Regions from separate parts of the Mus musculus genome. Here region 2 is linked to region 1. A link is a loop called in an ENCODE intact Hi-C map of the cell type or tissue named here. Cell type or tissue: heart. All regions are shown on one strand. Each heading gives the region's core, and the rest is flanking DNA. Links, peaks and the distances in the headings are about the cores only.

Region 1 (8,323 bases), core at 280-8,279:
TTCTCAGAGTTCCTCCTTCTCTCTCCCAGGAAGTCCCACCTTCCACTTTGTTTCCAGCTAATTGACCATCAGATTTTTATTAAAGCCAGTCAGAGAACACCTTAGGTAGGTAAGGAAGGATAGAGACACAATTTCACAGTGTACCCCAACACCAAGATGGCATCTGAGCAGTGCTCTCCGACCTTGTATGTACATATACATCACCTGGAGAGTTGCTAAAATCAATTTCTACTACCCGATCCTCTATCACACCTCCACCTGGAGAATGGAATTTAATAGGTCTGGGGTAAATCTCTTCCCTCGAGGGCCTCAGACTTAACTTTTTGGGGAGTCAAATTATTGGGAAATTGTTCTTAACCCTGTGTACTGGTTTAAAAGCATCTATGTTGAAAATGAAGGCCATGGACTTTGGTTTATGACAGGTGTGGACTTTGAAGGAAGCGTTTTAAGTTTCTTAGTTTTCCTTTTGTTCCTCTTGTACAGTATGGAATTGATTAATATTTCTTGAGAGAGTGAATGAATAGCCACTCCAGGTTGAATCATTTGAGGAAGTATAGTGCCCACAAACTGTGAATACAAAGATGGGTCTTAGGGAAGATGAAAATCCCTGCTCTTCTTGACCTTCCTTGACCTCAGAGGGCTTTGAAGCAACCCCAAGGATGATCTCTGGTAGCATGAAGTAAAGTGGAGGCCGGGCTCAGAGAGATGCCATGAACAGGACCCCAAGCTGAGGTACATACCCACCCATGCTGAGCTACATACCCACCCATGCTGTGATGCTTTGAATAGGAATAGCCCCATAGGCTCAAATATTTGAATACTTTGTCCCCAGTTGATGGAACTGTTTGGGGAGGATTAGGAGGTGTGGCTTTGTTGGAGGAGGTGCGTCGCTGGAGATGTTTTCTTGGGGTTGAGGGTGGGGTTTTATGTTTCAAAAGCCCATGTTGTTCTCAGTCACCTCTATGTACCTCATGTTTATGAATCAAGATGTAAGTTCTCAGATACTGTCCAGTGCCATGCCTGCCTGCCTGCTGCCATGCTCCCAGCCACAATGGTGATGGACTTACCCTCTAAAATTGTATGCCCCAAATAAACTTTCTTCTACAGTTGTCTGTGCATAGTGTCTCACTACAGAAATAGGAAATGAACCAAGACAGAAGCTCTTCCAGATGCCTGGCTAGTATTCCAGGTTGCATCTGCTATGTTGTTATTAAGGAATGCTAAGGGTGAGCACATTTAACCTGGGACTTGTGATTGGACGCTGATGCTTCCAAAAACCAGTATGGTGGTTACAAAAGGAATCGGAGAAGATCTGAAGGGGGCGAGAGATATGAAGGCCAGAGCCCAGTCCCTTACATAAAAAAACATCCTTCCCCATCCTCTGTGAGGATGCTCCTCTGGAGAACGCTGCGGTTTATTCACATCTTTGGAGAAGGGCATTGTGGGTAGGTGTCCATCAATACTTTCGATGCTAAGGAACATCCAGTGCCCTAGGAATTTCAGTAGGTGGTCACAGGCCTTGAACCAACCCAGAACCAGGCTCTAGGGCAGGCCTCAAGACGCCATTGATCTCAATGGGTTCCGACAAAGGTCCTGGCTTGCAGGCATGTGTGTACCTGTTGGGAGAGCTAAGGCCAAATGCTGCTAGCTGGGACTCAAAATTTAGCTCAGGTGGGTGGCTGTCCTTGGGAGAACTACTGCTGTCTTCAGGTTTCTATTGCTGTGCTGAAATACAATGATTAAGATCAAAGGAGCTTGGGGAGGGAAGGGTTTATTTAGCTTATGTTTCCCCATCATGGTTCATCACTGAAGAAGTGAGGACAGGAACTCAAGCAGGGCTGGAACCTGGAGGCAGGAGCTGATGCAGAGGCCATGGAGAAGTGCTGCTTACTGGTTTACTCCTATGGCTTGCTTAGCAGGACCACCATCCCCGGTGGCATCACCCCTCATCAATCATTAAGGAAATGCCCTACAGCCTGATCCTTTTCTTTTTGTTTGTTTGTTTTTGTTTTTTGAAACATGGTTTCTCTGTGTAGCCCTTGGCTGTCCTGGAACTCACTCTGTAGACCAGGCTGGCCTTGATCTCAGAAACTCACTTGTCTCTGCCTCCCAAGTGCTGGGATTAAAGGCGTGTGCCACCACTGCCCGGCTGCTACACACCACTGCCCGGCTGCTACAACCTGATCTTATGGAGGCGTTTTCTTAATTGAAAGATTAAGGGTTCCCCCCTCTCAGAAGACTTTAACTTGTGTCAAGTTGACAGAAAACTATCCAGCACAGCGCTTCTGTGCCTGGCTGAAGGCACATGGGGCTTAAATTCAGCTACCTGGTAATTTTAAGCCATGTAATAAGCCCAGAAGTACCTTTTGGGAAATCCTGATTTTGAGTATCTGAGATAACAGCAATCACAGCTGCCTAAAAGGTCAAGGTTGGAAAGTCCGAGTCTGGCTTCTTTGTGGGAGCCTAGGTTGATCTAGGCCTGTGTGTCAGGCTAAGCCCACTTAGCTTGGGTCTGGGATACATCTGCTTAAACGTGGAGAAGTCTAGACTGCAGGGAAGAGAGGCCTCCCTCTGGGCTTGGCTGTGGGCTCTGTGGCCTGAGGGCAGGGGTCATTAAAATATATTTTCTGTGACAAAGTTTCAAGGGAGGGAGGGAAGTACTTCAATGATGCTTAGGAGAATGTTGACTGTTGTACAGAACTTTACTGAACAGAACAGTGTGGGGTGAGAGATGCTGGGAATTAGGAAGAAGCTGGGAGGAGAGTAAAGGTGTGTGTGTGTGTGTGTGTGTGTGTGTGTGTGTGTGAGAGAGAGAGAGAGAGAGAGAGAGAGAGAGAGAGAGAGAGAGAGCGCAGGCCAGACACTGCTATTGGCTGTCATCCCCAGTAGCTCTCCACCTTATTTTTTGAGACAGAATCTCCCACTGAACCCGGCGTTTACTGATTGACAAGGCTAACGTTCCAGTGAGCCCCAGGGATCTTCCTGTGTGTCTGCCCAGTGCTAAGATCTGCTCTGCCCAGGTTTTTGTTGTCATCGTTGTTGTTTTAAAAAGCATTCTGTGAAACTGAACCTTGGTCTTCAGGTCTTTGGGATTGTATGGCAAGCACTTTACCAACTAAGCTACCTCCCTATCTCAAGAAGGAAAGGTTCTTAAGTCTTGTGAGTTTTGTGTGGTTATTTTTGTTTTTGTTTTTGCTTTTCAAGACAGGAGTTCTCTGTATAGCCCTGCTGTCTGTCCTCAAATTTGCTGTGTAGACCAAGCTGACCTCGAACTCAGAGATCTGCCAGCCTCTGTCTGCTGAGTGCTGGGATTAAAGGTGTGCACCACCACTGCCCATTTTAAGTCTTAATTACAGTTCCGGCTTTTTTGTTTTTTCTCTCCTCTCTCCATTCTCCTTTAATTTTTAGAACTCGGGCAATACGTTAAACTCTAGACTTGCCTTTCCTCCTCTGAAAATCGGGCACAACCATGTTAACCTCTTGGCTGGTGAGAGGACCTCAGATGGCCTCTGTGAAGCATTCAGGAAAGAGCCATGGTGAGATTATTCTCCAGTCCCTGTCTGGGTCCTGCTCTTGTCTCTGGTAGGGATAGGGGTCCTTGTGTCTGTCCATGGGCATGAGGTCATGAGAGGGCCCTCTTTTGTGTCTGAGAGAACTACAGTGACCCGCTAAGGACACCAGACTTTGGGACAAGGAAGAGGCAGGAGGCGAAGGCAGTGAGCTTCTTGTGTCTTATCATGAATGCCCCATCGGTCGCCATAACACTGTCCCTGCCCACTCAACATTTTTATCTAAATTGTCATGGCATACATATGTGTGTGGGTACAAGTCACAGATGTACAGAGTCGAGGAAACCTGTGGAGTCAGTTCTCTCTTTCCATTCTTACAAAGTTCCCAGGGCTCACACGAGGGTGGTCAGGCTTGCAACATTTTGGCCAGCGCCTTTGCATGATAAGGCCTCACAGTTCCAGGATAAAGCCTTTATTTTGGTATCCAGGGACTAATTTCTACCCCACCTTCCTCAGCTGTTCTACACATGTGGGCAGATGTTCCCAAACAGGCTTCCTTTCTGTCTCTCTGTGGCTCTTCTTGTCCAAATGGTCCCTTCCCCCTCTTCTCTGCTAGGAGAACCCCTTCCTCCCAGGATCTAGTTTAGTAGACGTCCTATCTGTGGGGGTACCTGCCTTGCTCCTGGATCAGGACCCCTTCTTGCCCCCTGGACTCCAGTCAACATCACCTTGCCCTGAAGTGTGTTGTCACTATATTTGTGTGATATATTTTCTAGGGTGAGCTCCCCAGTGGCAGGGGCCAGAGGCCAGAGGCCAGATTACATCCTGGAACTAGGTGTGAGCACCATAGACTCATACTTGTCGGATGCATTTGCATCTGTGTGAATGTGTGGGGAGGAGGGCAGTTGCAGGTAAGTGGTAAGTGGCCCTAGCCCCAAGTCTCCCAAAGTCACCTGGATTGGATTGGAGCAGAAAATTTATGATATTTGTCTCTTTTAAAAAGACTAGATATTAATTTGTTTCCAGAAATTAGAACACGTTATTGGTAAGACTATTTTTGGACCAGCAAGTCAAAAATCTGATATCTGTAGCATCTATAAGGCCCTACATAGGTTTGTTTGAGGCATTACCAGAATTAACCACAAGGTGGCAATCTTTCCCTAACTCCCTGCAAACTGCAGGCAACCCCAATTTTAAAGCGTGTTGTCTATCCTTGGTGGCTGCACAGCAGTGCCGGTTTTCTTTCTTTCTTTCTTTCTTTCTTTCTTTCTTTCTTTCTTTCTTTCTTTCTTTCTTTCTTTCTTTCTTTCTTTCTTTCTTTCTTTCTTTCTTTCTTCCTTCCTTCCTTCCTTCTTTTCTTTCTTTCTTTCTTTCTGTAATTAATTAGTTTATATTTACATCCCAAATGCTCCCCCACCACCCCTTCCCTTCGTCTCTGAGAGGACAGCCCTCCCCTCTCTTCACCCTGGTGCATTAAGTCTCTTCAGGATTAGATGCATTCTTTCCCACTAAGGCAAGACATGGCAGCCCTCTGCGACATATGTGCTGGGTGCCTTGGACCAACCCGTGTATGCTCTATGGCTGGTGACTCAGTCTCTGGGAGCTCCCAGGGGTCCAGGTTAGTTGTCACTACTGATCTTCCTATGGGGTTGCCATCTCCTTGAGGGCCTCCAGTCTTCTCCCTAACTCTTCCATAGGGGTCCTTGACCTCTGTCCAGTGTTTGTGGGTATCTGCATCTGTCTCAGTCAGCTTCTGGGTAGAGCCTCACAGAAGGCTGCTATGTTAGATTCCTGTCAGCAAGCACAACATAGCATCATCAATAGTGTGAGGGATTGGTGTCTATCCATGGGATGGGGCTCAAAATGGGCCATTCCTTCAGTCTCTTCTCCATCTTTGTTCCTGCATTTCTTTTAGACAAGACCAATTTTGGATCAAAAGTTTGTAGGTGGGTTGGTGTCCCCATCCCTCTGCTGGGGGACCTGTCTGGCTATTGGAGGTGGTCTCTTCAGGCTCCATATCCCAACAGTTAGGCATTTCTGCTAAGGACTCCTGAGGATTCCCTAGGAAGTCTGTTCTTTCAAAGTGCCTGAACTTTCAAAATTGCCCTGAGGCGGCGTCACTCATTAGCCTTATTGTCTCCATGGTGATAACGGTGCATACACACACACACACACACACACACACACACAGAGGAATGTGGAATCTGCCTCTGGTTTTTTATAAGATAGTTCATTTGGTGTACCCAGGGTTAGCTGGGAGTTGGTGGGCTTGGCTTTTCTGCACAATGTCCAGTTCTTCTTCTTCACCTGCCCATTGCCAATGTGTTCAGAGGCAGGCAGCTAGGTTTCCCTTCTATTTTGCCAGATACCCAAGGCTCAGCTTGTTTTTAAGGTGGTCAACCCTACCTCGTCTGTAACCACTGGGCTGCATGCTGGCCTGTGAATTCTGTTGTGGGGGCTGTGGAAACGGCTCTGATCTTCCTCCGTGCATGCCTACAGGGGGAAGAACATGGAGCGAGCCCTCTGCACTCTTCCTGGAATTCCTTCCCTTGTTCCACTCAGTGGCATCCTGTCCCTAGCTGTCTCTGCCGGAGCCCTGTCTCAGTCTCTCTGTTGTCTAGGGACAGCCCTAGGATGGGCCTGAAAACTCCCAGGTTCAGTCAGCTTTCTTTATGATAAGACATGAGGTTCCCCATCTTGGCAGGCGTGCCCAGCTCCCACGAGGATCTTGGGAGTTCTGTTCTCCTCCACCAGGGCATACACACAGTCCTTCACACAAGGCCACCCCTGAATCCTTTTCTGTCATGTCCTCTGTGTGAACCTGTGCCTCTCCTTACAGATGTGATCTCAGGACCTCCTGTCCTTGGCTTTGCGCCCTCACTGCAAGTCCACAAGTCTGAAACCTCAAGGGAAGTCCTACTGGGTAAACGCCATGACAACTGTCTTGCCTGACTACGACAGGGTTTTCTTCAAAGAGAAGTGGAGAGGGGGCTCCCCAAGGGAGACACTGCCATTGGAACCCCTTGTCCCTACTACCAAACAAGGGTTCTGTATGGTAAAGGCCCAGGAACCATTTCTCATGAGAACAAAGGCCCCAAGTTTCCCCAATACCCTGTTGCTGATCAGCTGGCGCCTCTCAGCAGGATAGGCCATCTCCCTCTGAAGGCCCGCATTCCCTTCTGCAGGAACTGGGGCAGGGTGGGGAACAGAACAGATGTTTATGGGTGCAAGCTCTGTGTGGCTGTTATTTCAGGCTCTCACCCTTCTCTCAGCCACACAATCCTTCCATAGTAGCTAAATCTGTGACTTATTTTTAATATTTTTCCTTTAGCATACTTTATTTGGATCTCTAATTTCATGGTCTCCAAGCAGTGATACAGGCTCGATATTATATATTTTTTTCCCTAACACACATTGTGATAAATACATAGCTGTTTTAAAAATAACAAAGAATGCTGACACGCACCCTTGTTAATGCCAGCGAGGCGTGTGCCACGCCTGGGTGAGCTAATCTCCACAAACGTGTAAAGTCACCGACATCATTTATATTTTACAAGAAATTGAAGCCCAGAAAGGTGGAAAGACTTGGCCAAGGTCACACAGAGTCTTCTGATCTTGGCCCACAACCCAGGGAAGAGGGGGAGGGGTGCAGGTGCTTGAGGGATGCGGAGGGGAGGGGTGTAGCTGCCAATGAGAAATGCAAGAAGACAGAAAAGATGGAGAGTTGTGGGGATAGGAAACCCATGTCAGAAAAGCAAATGACCTGGGTCCCAATGTCCTATGCACAGTAATGGCCATGAAAATAGCTGCAGATTTGCCTGCGTTTGTGTGAGCAAGATTTATCGTGCCAGCAGCTCCGGTAATTGGGTGACGAAAGCATTGCAGCTGGGCCCGCAGGCTCGCAATTCATTATCAGGGAGACGGGTGGGTGGGGAGTGGCCTGGAGTTCACTCAGCTGTGGAAAGACTGCCGCCCCAGAAAGAAGAAAGAGCAGGTGGGCAGGCCTCAGAAATGTGGGGGACCTTCCTCTTTTCAGCGAGCATCCCAAGAAGGGGGTGACAGATTCAACGGAAGGGCCACAGCAGAGAGGAGCCTGTAGCAGGGTGTGTCTAGAGGTGGAGCCTGGAGCCAGAGGGGAAATCCCTAATTTGAATATTGTTGCCTTTGAGACCCCGAGCAGATGACGTCATTGCTTCAAGTCTTGGCTTCCCCGATATATGCTGCAGATCATAGTGCTGACCTAACTAGCAAGTACTGAGGCTCCAACGAGATGAGATGATCTTGTTTAGACCCAGAGCCTCCTGCTAGGGAAGCCTTCGTCCCTTTCTGCCCACTCAGGTCTGCCCTTCCTGACCATGTGAGCTCTGAGTCCTCCTCAGATCTCCAAACCTGACGCTCAGCTACTGTGGGTTCAGCCAAATGAATGCCAAGTCTTCCTGTAGGATGAGGAAAGCCAAAGGAGGCAACAGACTGGGGTTTCAGGAAAAAGCCCTAAAGGAGGGAAAACTGGGCAGCAGACTCTATCTAGGGTTTAACTCTATCTCTAGGTGGTAGGGGGTTCTGGCTGGCACCTGACTCTACTCCCACCTGGTAGGACCCTCTGGGGTCCGTGGGGACTGATGGAACTGGGGGCACAGAGAAAGGGAAGAGAAGAGGAGACTGGATTTCAGGCCTGCCTCTGCTGTTTTTACAGGTAGTTTCCCCTCTAAGCCTTTGTTTTCTTGTCTGGAACATAACCACAGGTTTTATTTGGATTTCTTTAACTGTGAAGAGTAGGAAATTACTCAAGGCCCCCTAGACAAAGAGGAGCTGGG
Region 2 (8,323 bases), core at 48-8,047, 170 kb after region 1:
CATATACACTCTTCTTTCTTTTTTCAGATAGGAAAACTGAGGTCTGAAAACAGAGCCTTGCTCAAGAATTTCAGTGATCTTTAAGCATCTCTGAGGAGCTGGTGCCTGCTGAGTGAGGGGATACTGTTGGGTGACCCCAAAGAAGTTACCAACCTCCCTGTGTGCCAAGGTGCAATGGAGTGTAGAGTAAGCAGGGTCTTTTCAAGAAGAAAAAAGGCCTAAGTGAAAACTCTGAGCACAGGAAGGAGAATCATCTTGCAAGGCTCAGAGAGTGGCCCTGAGATCTAGTAGGATATGAATCTCAAGAACAGAAATCCAAGCTAGGCATAATGGTACTCTCCTTTAATCCTAGAACTTGAGAGGCAGAGACCAGCAGATCTCTGTGGGTTCACGGCCAGCCTGGTCTACATAGTGAGTTCCAGGCCAGCCATAGCTATATAGCAACACCGTGTCTCAAAACAGAAACAAACAAACCAAAACCCTGAAGCATGGTCCAGGCACACAGCAGCCAGTTAGTCTGCCTGGATGTGATGCAGTGCCTGCCTAGCTCTCAGCTCATGGAAAGGGCCAGCTCACCACCCACAGGCTCCCAGTCACACTGCTGAGGGAGGAATCCTGGGGCCCAGAGGACTATTATGGCAAAGAATCTTTGGAAACCTGAGCTCCAAACCTGGCTGGGAGGAAGCACTTAACCATCCAAGTGAGGGGCTCCGGGTACAGTTATAGATGAAGGATCCTCCGCAAGCTGGCCTCAAGCCAGACTTTCAGGGAAGGTTCATTCCCTGGCTCCTTCTCCATGCTGGGCCCTGAGTTGTGTCCTGACAACACAGGCATCAGATTGATCCAGAGTCCCCAGTACTAATGGTTAAAAAGCCCAAGAGAGTTGTAGTACGCTGGTCATTAAACGGAGCTCCAAACAAAGACAGGAAAACACCATTGCAAAGGAGACAAATAGTCAAAGAGCAGATACTTCCATTGACTGAGTCAGGGAGCAAACACAGCCTCAGCATCAAACAGACAGACATTTATTGAAATACCTACTGGACATAATACACTGGCAACTCCCGAAGGGAGAGAGCCCTTCTTCCAGAGAACACAACAATTCCCTCATTCATACAACACAGAGAACACGACTCCCCTTGCCTAATGATGTCCGTTCTTCTTAAGCTTCTCTTCCCCAGCTGAGGTGTTTAACACCAGTCAATGAAAGCTGCCTGCAACTATGTAACCCCTCTCCCTCGGAGAAGGCAGTCAGCAGCAATGAGAAGGCAGCCACCATGAAAACCGGAGAGGGAGTTTTGGCCTTGGCAGTGGTCTACACTTCCGTAGGGACTGGAGGCAGGTCTCCATGCAGTTAAGTGGGGGAAGCAGGCTGTTCTGGTCACTCATGATTTGAGCACTTGTGCTGTATGAGAAAAGGTACCTGTGACCTCCAAAGGCCAAGGACATAGTCCAGAGCAGGAGAGGGCCCCGTCTGTACGCATTCACTTTCACAAGAGTCTGCAAGCTGCCCCTCTAAGGCTGCAGTTGAACCTGTGTTGGCCCAGTGAGTGAACACTCAAGCACTTTGGTATGCTTCTGACTCTATGGACACATACCAGGTTACACTCAAAGCCGCTATGTACACAGGCACGAATGTGCCTGCATGTGTCTATGTGAGACACATTTGTTTGGAACTGCTGTGTGCAAGCCTCCCGTGCACATGCATGCACATCCAAGTAAGAATAAATTTGATAGACCACACATGGGCATGTGTAAGTCTGTTTGTGTAAAGTTTGCCTTTTTGTGTAGAGGCACACGTGTGTAAACTCAGGTGGCCATGTATACAGACATGTCCAGCTCTAAAAGCTACTACTGTCATCTGCTAGCATCTGGAGGTTATCATGGAGACAGGACTAGGTCAATATGAGCTGAGGGAGTCCAGCAAGATCACCAGCCTGGTCCTTAGTGTTGGTATTTGCCTGAGACCCAGGGAATGCAGGATATGCCTCAGAAAGTGGTTTCAATTTGCTGGTCGATCTTCTAAATGCAACTTCAGGGAAGAAACCAACCAGTAGTCTTCAGTTCAGGAGAAAGAGACTGACTGATGCTTATGGGGAGGAGGGGAGCCTCTATCCCAACCAGCTCTGCCAAGTAAGATACTCGAATGGCCTGCAGATCAAATGTCAGCTTCTCCAACCTGAATAATTCATGCCAAGACCAGGAATGCTCCCTCCTCTGGAGTCTGTCTCTTTAAATCAGGTCTTGAGCTTCTCAATTCTGGAGGAAAAAAAAAGTAAATAAGTAAAACCCAGAAAGAAAGAAAAACAAAACAAAACAAAACAAGCCTATTAACAGCTCAGCCCCCACCTCAGCCCTGGATTTTACCACACCCCCACCCTCCACTACAAAATCAGTTCCTGATTTTCCTGCTCCTAGAGCCCTCTCCCCAACCGGCACACCACTCAATATTGACTGGTAGGGCAATTTGGAGGGGAAGGGGCACAGTATCCTGGCAGTACTCAGTGCTGGGGCGGGGTGGGCAAGCAAAGAGCTGAATCACTCCACCCACCGCTCCCTGAGCCTAGGAGGGGCCCAGCCTGAAAGGTGGAACCAATGGGAGTGGTCTTGGCAGAGGCAGAGCAGCCTGAATTAGGGCGCGGGAGATGTGGGGACAGAGGGTGTTTTAGAACATAGAAGAGGGTCGATAAAAGACTGGACACACAGGACCTGCAGAGTTTTAGACACAGCCTAAGGGAACTGGGTTCGCAAAGGAGACATCCAAGGCTAGGGATTTTCCAGGCTCGCTCCCTTAGCACAGCTCCTTTCCTTGACTACAAGAAGAGTAACTTTGTCAGCCCACCCCTCAGCCCTGCCTCCTTTTCTAGGGACAGCTCTAAACTCTCCCACCTTCTCTGGGTGCACAGATCCACCTGCCAGGTCAGCCCTGAGGGCCCCGCCCCACGTGTGCTTCGGAGGGAGGAGGAAAGAAGCTGCCTAAACGAAGGGGGTGGGGAAAGAAGCAAGTCAGAGCTTGGGGAGCCAAACTTCTCAGCAGCTCGTGAACTAGAGAGCAGGGGAGCAAGAGAGCGCAGCGGCCCTAAGCCTGCATCTCCGGAGCCTCCCACCCCGCCTCCCTTGCGAGGAGGTGCGGAGACTCCGCTGGGGGCGGAGGAGGCGGCCAGGAGGCGGGGAGGGGGAGGCAAACCCTGCCCACTCGGCTCGGAGCCCGGAACAGCCGCGGAAGTCGGAGGCCGGAGCGCAGGGCGACGAGGGCAGCGAGGGCGGGGGGCTCCGCTCCCCGCCTGACCCCTGTAGCCCCCAGCCATCAAAGTGAAGGCTCCTCGGACTTTACAAGCTGGAGGACGGACCGGTCGGAACTGTCAGCTGCTCCGGGTCAAGGTCTAGCCCACAGCCACCTTCCCGTGCCACCCCCATCCCATCATCTCCAAACGCTCCCAATTCACTGGTGAGCGCTGCGGGCCGGGGGCTGGATGCGGGGACGGCCGCGATGGCCCCGCGCGCGGGACAGCGGGGGCTCTGGAGCCCGCTGCCAGGGCTGCTGCTCTTGGCGGCGGCGCTGAGCCGGCCCGCCGCGCCCTGTCCCTTCCAGTGTTACTGCTTCGGCAGCCCCCGGTTAATGTTGCGCTGCGCGTCGGGCGCGGAGCTCCGGCAGCCGCCCCGGGACGTGCCACCCGACGCGCGCAACCTCACCATCGTGGGCGCCAACCTGACCGTGCTGCGCGCCGCAGCCTTCGCGGGAGGGGGCGAGGGGGCGACGGACGGCGTGCGCCTACCGCTCCTTACCGCGCTGCGCCTCACACACAACAACATCGAGGTAGTAGAGGACGGTGCCTTCGACGGGTTGCCCAGCCTGGCGGCACTCGACCTAAGCCACAACCCGCTACGCGCCCTGGGCTACCGCGCCTTTCGCGGGCTGCCTGCGCTGCGCTCACTACAGCTCAATCACGCGCTGGCTCGAGGCAGCCCCGGGATGCTGGATGCACTGGACGCCGCTCTGGCCCCCCTGGCCGAGCTTCGCCTGCTGGGCTTGGTAGGCAACGCGCTGAGCCGCCTGCCACTCGCCGCGCTGCGCCTGCCCCGCCTGGAGCAGCTGGATGCGCGTGTCAACGCGCTGGCCGGCCTGGGCCCGGACGAGCTGAGCGCGCTTGAGCGCGATGGCGACCTGCCCCAGCCGCGCCTGCTGCTGGCGGACAACCCACTGAGCTGTGGGTGCACCTCGCGCCCCCTGCTGGCCTGGCTGCACAACGCCACCGAGCGCGTACCCGACGCGCGCCGCCTGCGCTGCGCTTCCCCGCGCGTACTGTTGGACCGGCCTCTGATAGACCTGGACGAGGCGCGACTAGGTTGCTCCGACGGCGATGCACACGAGAGCGGGGAAGGGATAGACGTCGCCGGCCCGGAGTTGGAAGCCTCTTACGTCTTCTTCGGGCTGGTGCTGGCACTCATCGGCCTCATCTTCCTCATGGTGCTCTACCTAAACCGCCGCGGCATCCAACGCTGGATGCACAATTTGCGCGAGGCCTGCAGAGATCAGATGGAGGGCTACCACTACCGCTACGAGCAGGATGCAGACCCACGCCGCGCGCCTGCTCCGGCCGCCCCTGCCGGCTCCCGGGCCACTTCTCCAGGCTCGGGTCTCTGAGCATCACCTCCCTAGTGGGAGGCTGTTCCTATCAGCTGATGACTTTACTTGGGCCATGCAGCCTTTCTCTGCCTGGCCTGGGCCCCGGAGATAACACACTTACGAGTTTGGATCTCTGAGACCTTTGGATCAATCGTAGTATCTCTCCCATACAGAAATTCCAAGGTGTACTCTTTCCCTGGCCTTAGAGTTTCCAGATCAAAAACCCAGAAATCTGTTTTCAGAAACAAATCCTGCCTGCCGGTCCTTACTGGACCATTGAAATTGAAATTCCTTCTCCCTGTCCAGGCTCACCCAAAGATCCTGCTCTTCCATTTTGAAATCTCTAGCACTTTCTCCACCTTTCTATATGCTTTAAGCCAGACACCCTGGCTAGATTGCACTGACCCCTGCTCCAGGGTAGAAGACCTCAGTCCCTTTCTCAGAGTTCTGGGGGGAGGGGGGGTCTACCCTTCTGGTCTCTTTGGAAGGTTTTTATGAAGTTTGAGCTTTTTGTCCCACCTCAGAACTCTGGGCTCTCCATCATGTAACCCAAATCTGAAGGCTTTCAGTGGTCTCCTCTAATCTGATTTGCTTCATACCCTGGTTCTAGCTCAGGCCCTTCCATTCCTTGCTCTTGGCTGGGTTTCAGCTCCGGCCTTGTCTCTTTCATGCCAGGGGCAAGGAAGGCTTGGTGTAGAATCCAAGCCTTAGCCTTTCTGTTGCGGCTCTAATGTCCCAACAGAGTTTGTCCTCCATCTAAAAGTCAGCTCTTCACCCCAGTCACTTTCATGCCCTGGCCCAAGTCTTAGGCTCTCAGTCCCCTTGACATCCATCGCTGGCACTTTTACCATTCATTGACCAGGGGCCAGAGAGGGCTCTTCCCCCATGGTGGGGTGCTACCCACTGCCCTCCTAGGAGATGTTCTCCCATCCTGCAGGACAAGTAAAAGCACCCCCATAGCATATAGGCAGACTTGAGGGAGGAAGGGAGCAGGTGGGGTGAGCAGGGTCTCCAATCCAGGGCCACTGGTCTGTCTGGAAACGTGAGGCTTGGAGCTGCTGCCCATCTGTGCTCTGTGCTTCACCATCCACACGGTCCTCCCCTGGGAACTCCTTGCTACCACCTCTCATGCCTTCTGGAAGGGGATGGAGTCTGACCTCTTGTCTCAGTCTCAGTGGAAAGCTTTCCTGGTCAAGGTCATGGCCTCAGTGCCCTGCCTTCTGCATGATCCCAAAGCACAATGGTGAGTGAGGGGGAACTGCCTCCCTGCCTCTCACCCTAAGTCAGGCAGAATGGCAGGCCTGTGCTGCCTCTGCACAGGAAGGTCTTCCTCCTCTGTATATCGGCTTGAGGCCCGCTGTCCCCATCCTCAACTGAGAAATCTGGACCTCCCTTGGGCTGTTTTCTATAAAGTCTGCAATAATCTCCGATGCTCTCTGCTCTTGTAAGTGGTTCTGTGTTTGTCCTACTGACCTTGGGGCATTGGTGGGCGTGAAAGGTGACAAGAGGTGGCCATTTGGGGCAGTGGCCCTTATGCACTCTCTGGAGATGTGGGAAAAAGAAACAGGCTGTGAGTACACATAGCAAGACTGAGGCTAGACACAGGGGGTGGGGGTGCTCTCCGTCATTCTCCAGCCTGCTTTTTAATGGTCTGAAACGGGCTTATCCACAGCCAGCATGAGATCTTATGCTTGCTTTACACCCTCTATCCTTTATGTGGGGTGGGTCACTGAAAGGGAGAAAGAAAGACTGACGAACCTAGCCTCAGATGAGCCTCTTGGGAAGGAGGACAGCTATAAAGGAGAGGCATTTTATTGGGGTGAAACTGTCTAAGGGGCCATTGGCTGCTGTGGACCTATCTGCTTGCTAGTGCCTCCTGTGCCAGGCTGTGCATTTTTGTTTTGTTTTGTTTGGGTTTTTGTGTTTGTTTGTTTGTTTGTTTTTGCCAGAGTGGGGCAGGGGCAGTGGCCCCCTAATAAAGGTGATTTGGGGAGACAGGCTTTAGGCTGAAGGATGGTGCTCACCTTTGACCTCGGTATTCCTAGTGTTGGTTGCTGAGGGTCTCAGAGCCCTAGAACCATGGGGCAGAATTCCGGCATGTGTTTTAGAAGTTCAGAGTCACATATGTCTAGAATGTGTGGCTTCTAACCACTGAAAGGGCCGTCCTAGTGCCATGGAAAGCCTCTGTTGTCTTCAGTGGGACACAGTGAGCTGTCTCCTTGCCTTCCCCTCCCGAGTAGATGCTGTATCTGTTCTCCACCCCCACCATTTTTCGTGAGCATCTGTCAGTGACCATCAGCATGTACCCTGTCCATCCTCTAGGAGAGAATGGTGATGGTCTTATGCAGGTTAGAAAACTACCTCTCAACAGATCACAGTACTAAAAGAGTAGCCTCTAATTACGTAGTCTCTGACTGCAGTGAATTCTGACAAATAAAACGTGCTGCTGGCTGTGGGGTCACTACCAGCAAACAAGTGGACCTTTTATGTACTGCTACTTTTGATTCTCTGCAAAGTCCTAAGAACTTAGTTTTACTGAGCCACAAAATATCAACAGATTTTTAAAAAAAAATCAATTGAAGGCCTACAGTATATGAAGTGGGGTTTTGCCTTTGTGACTTTTATGGACAGCATTAGAACCTAGCTCTGGTCTGCTATGCAATCTTCCAGTCCATATCCGCAGTCTTCCTCCTCTGCAAATCTAGCCGTTCATTTAGCCTATACTTAATACAGCTCTGCCAGTCCCAAGGAGGCTAATGACCCAGAGCGGAGACATTTGATCAAGGTCTAGGAAAAAAGAGATCGCAGGAAACTTTGAGAGCCAGAGAAAGAGCCCCTGACCTAGCCTAAAAGGATTGCATAGATGAAGTAGCATTTGAGCTGAGTTGGGGTTTATTCTATTTGGTTTCTGCAATCCTGGAGGGTCAAATCCAGATACTTACAATTACTGTACCACTGAGCTACATCCTCAAGCCCTTGGTTTGTGTTTTGTTTGGTTGGTTTTCATACAGGGTCTTGCTATGTAGCCCAAACTGCCCTTGAATTTAAGACCCTACAGTCTTATCCTCCCTAGTACTGTAACTCCAGGAATGGGCCACCTTGACCTGATACCATTCACTGAGCCTAAAGCCTCTCCCAGAAGCTGCTATGAGTGAGGAGTGGGCAGAGGCCCAGGGTATGGGGACAGCACGGATGGAGTGATAGGGAAGAAGCCATCTCTGGGATGTCCCTTTACAGAGTAGGTAGGGCAGTGAGCAGGCAGGGATGGGGGAATGTGGGTGTAACTGTCAGAGTGTGGTAGACATGAACCCGCTGCGCACTTGGAGAGACGTGGCAGCCTTCCCAGGCTGCTGTGACCCGTAAGCAGTGCGAAATTGCCTTTCAAAAAGTTCTCTATGAGAAGCCTTTCGTGTCGGTGACCCTGAGCCTACGGGTGCCCTCAGATCTGGAATGAGAGCCGGAGACGGCCAGGCATGAGCCTGAGGACAGAGTCTGAGGACTCTGAATCCGAACTAAGCACTTCTCTTCCCGGTCACTTGAACCCTTGGACCAAAATATTGGGTGAGTTTTCACTGTGCCGAGAATGCTGCTGACCTGACCGCTCTCTTTCTAGCCCAGGCTGACACTGTCCGGTAGACTCCCTTGCTTCTCTGCAGCTTCATCTTCCTTCCATTGAGGCCGAGCTGGCCTTTGATC

Evidence for each region. Hi-C counts contacts between places; a loop is a spot of excess contacts. Peaks named below come from ENCODE experiments on the same cell type or tissue, not always from the same donor. Only the 100,000 strongest peaks of a DNase experiment are listed, where the experiment ranks them.
Region 2: a loop joins it to region 1, with 5 times the contacts of the local background. A loop is called at or near these places in 37 of 42 quality-filtered maps.

Annotation. Positions count from the first base shown.
Region 1 is chr7:99,794,786-99,803,108 of GRCm38, reverse strand. No RefSeq gene overlaps it. Among named protein-coding and RNA genes, the nearest start is that of Neu3, 29 kb to the left of the region's middle. In heart, for the core only: a CTCF peak has its summit at 4,643 (motif pointing right); DNase peaks (open chromatin) are centred at 4,998 and 7,528; H3K4me3 peaks cover 498 bases; H3K27me3 peaks cover 3,071 bases.
Region 2 is chr7:99,621,816-99,630,138 of GRCm38, reverse strand. Tpbgl (trophoblast glycoprotein-like) reads left to right here and starts at 3,036. Exons shown (of 1, transcript NM_001195529.1): 1 at 3,036-6,072. The coding sequence starts at 3,491. The coding sequence ends at 4,645. In heart, for the core only: a CTCF peak has its summit at 4,237 (motif pointing left); DNase peaks (open chromatin) are centred at 3,158 and 4,168; H3K4me3 peaks cover 2,156 bases; H3K27ac peaks cover 620 bases; H3K27me3 peaks cover 7,933 bases.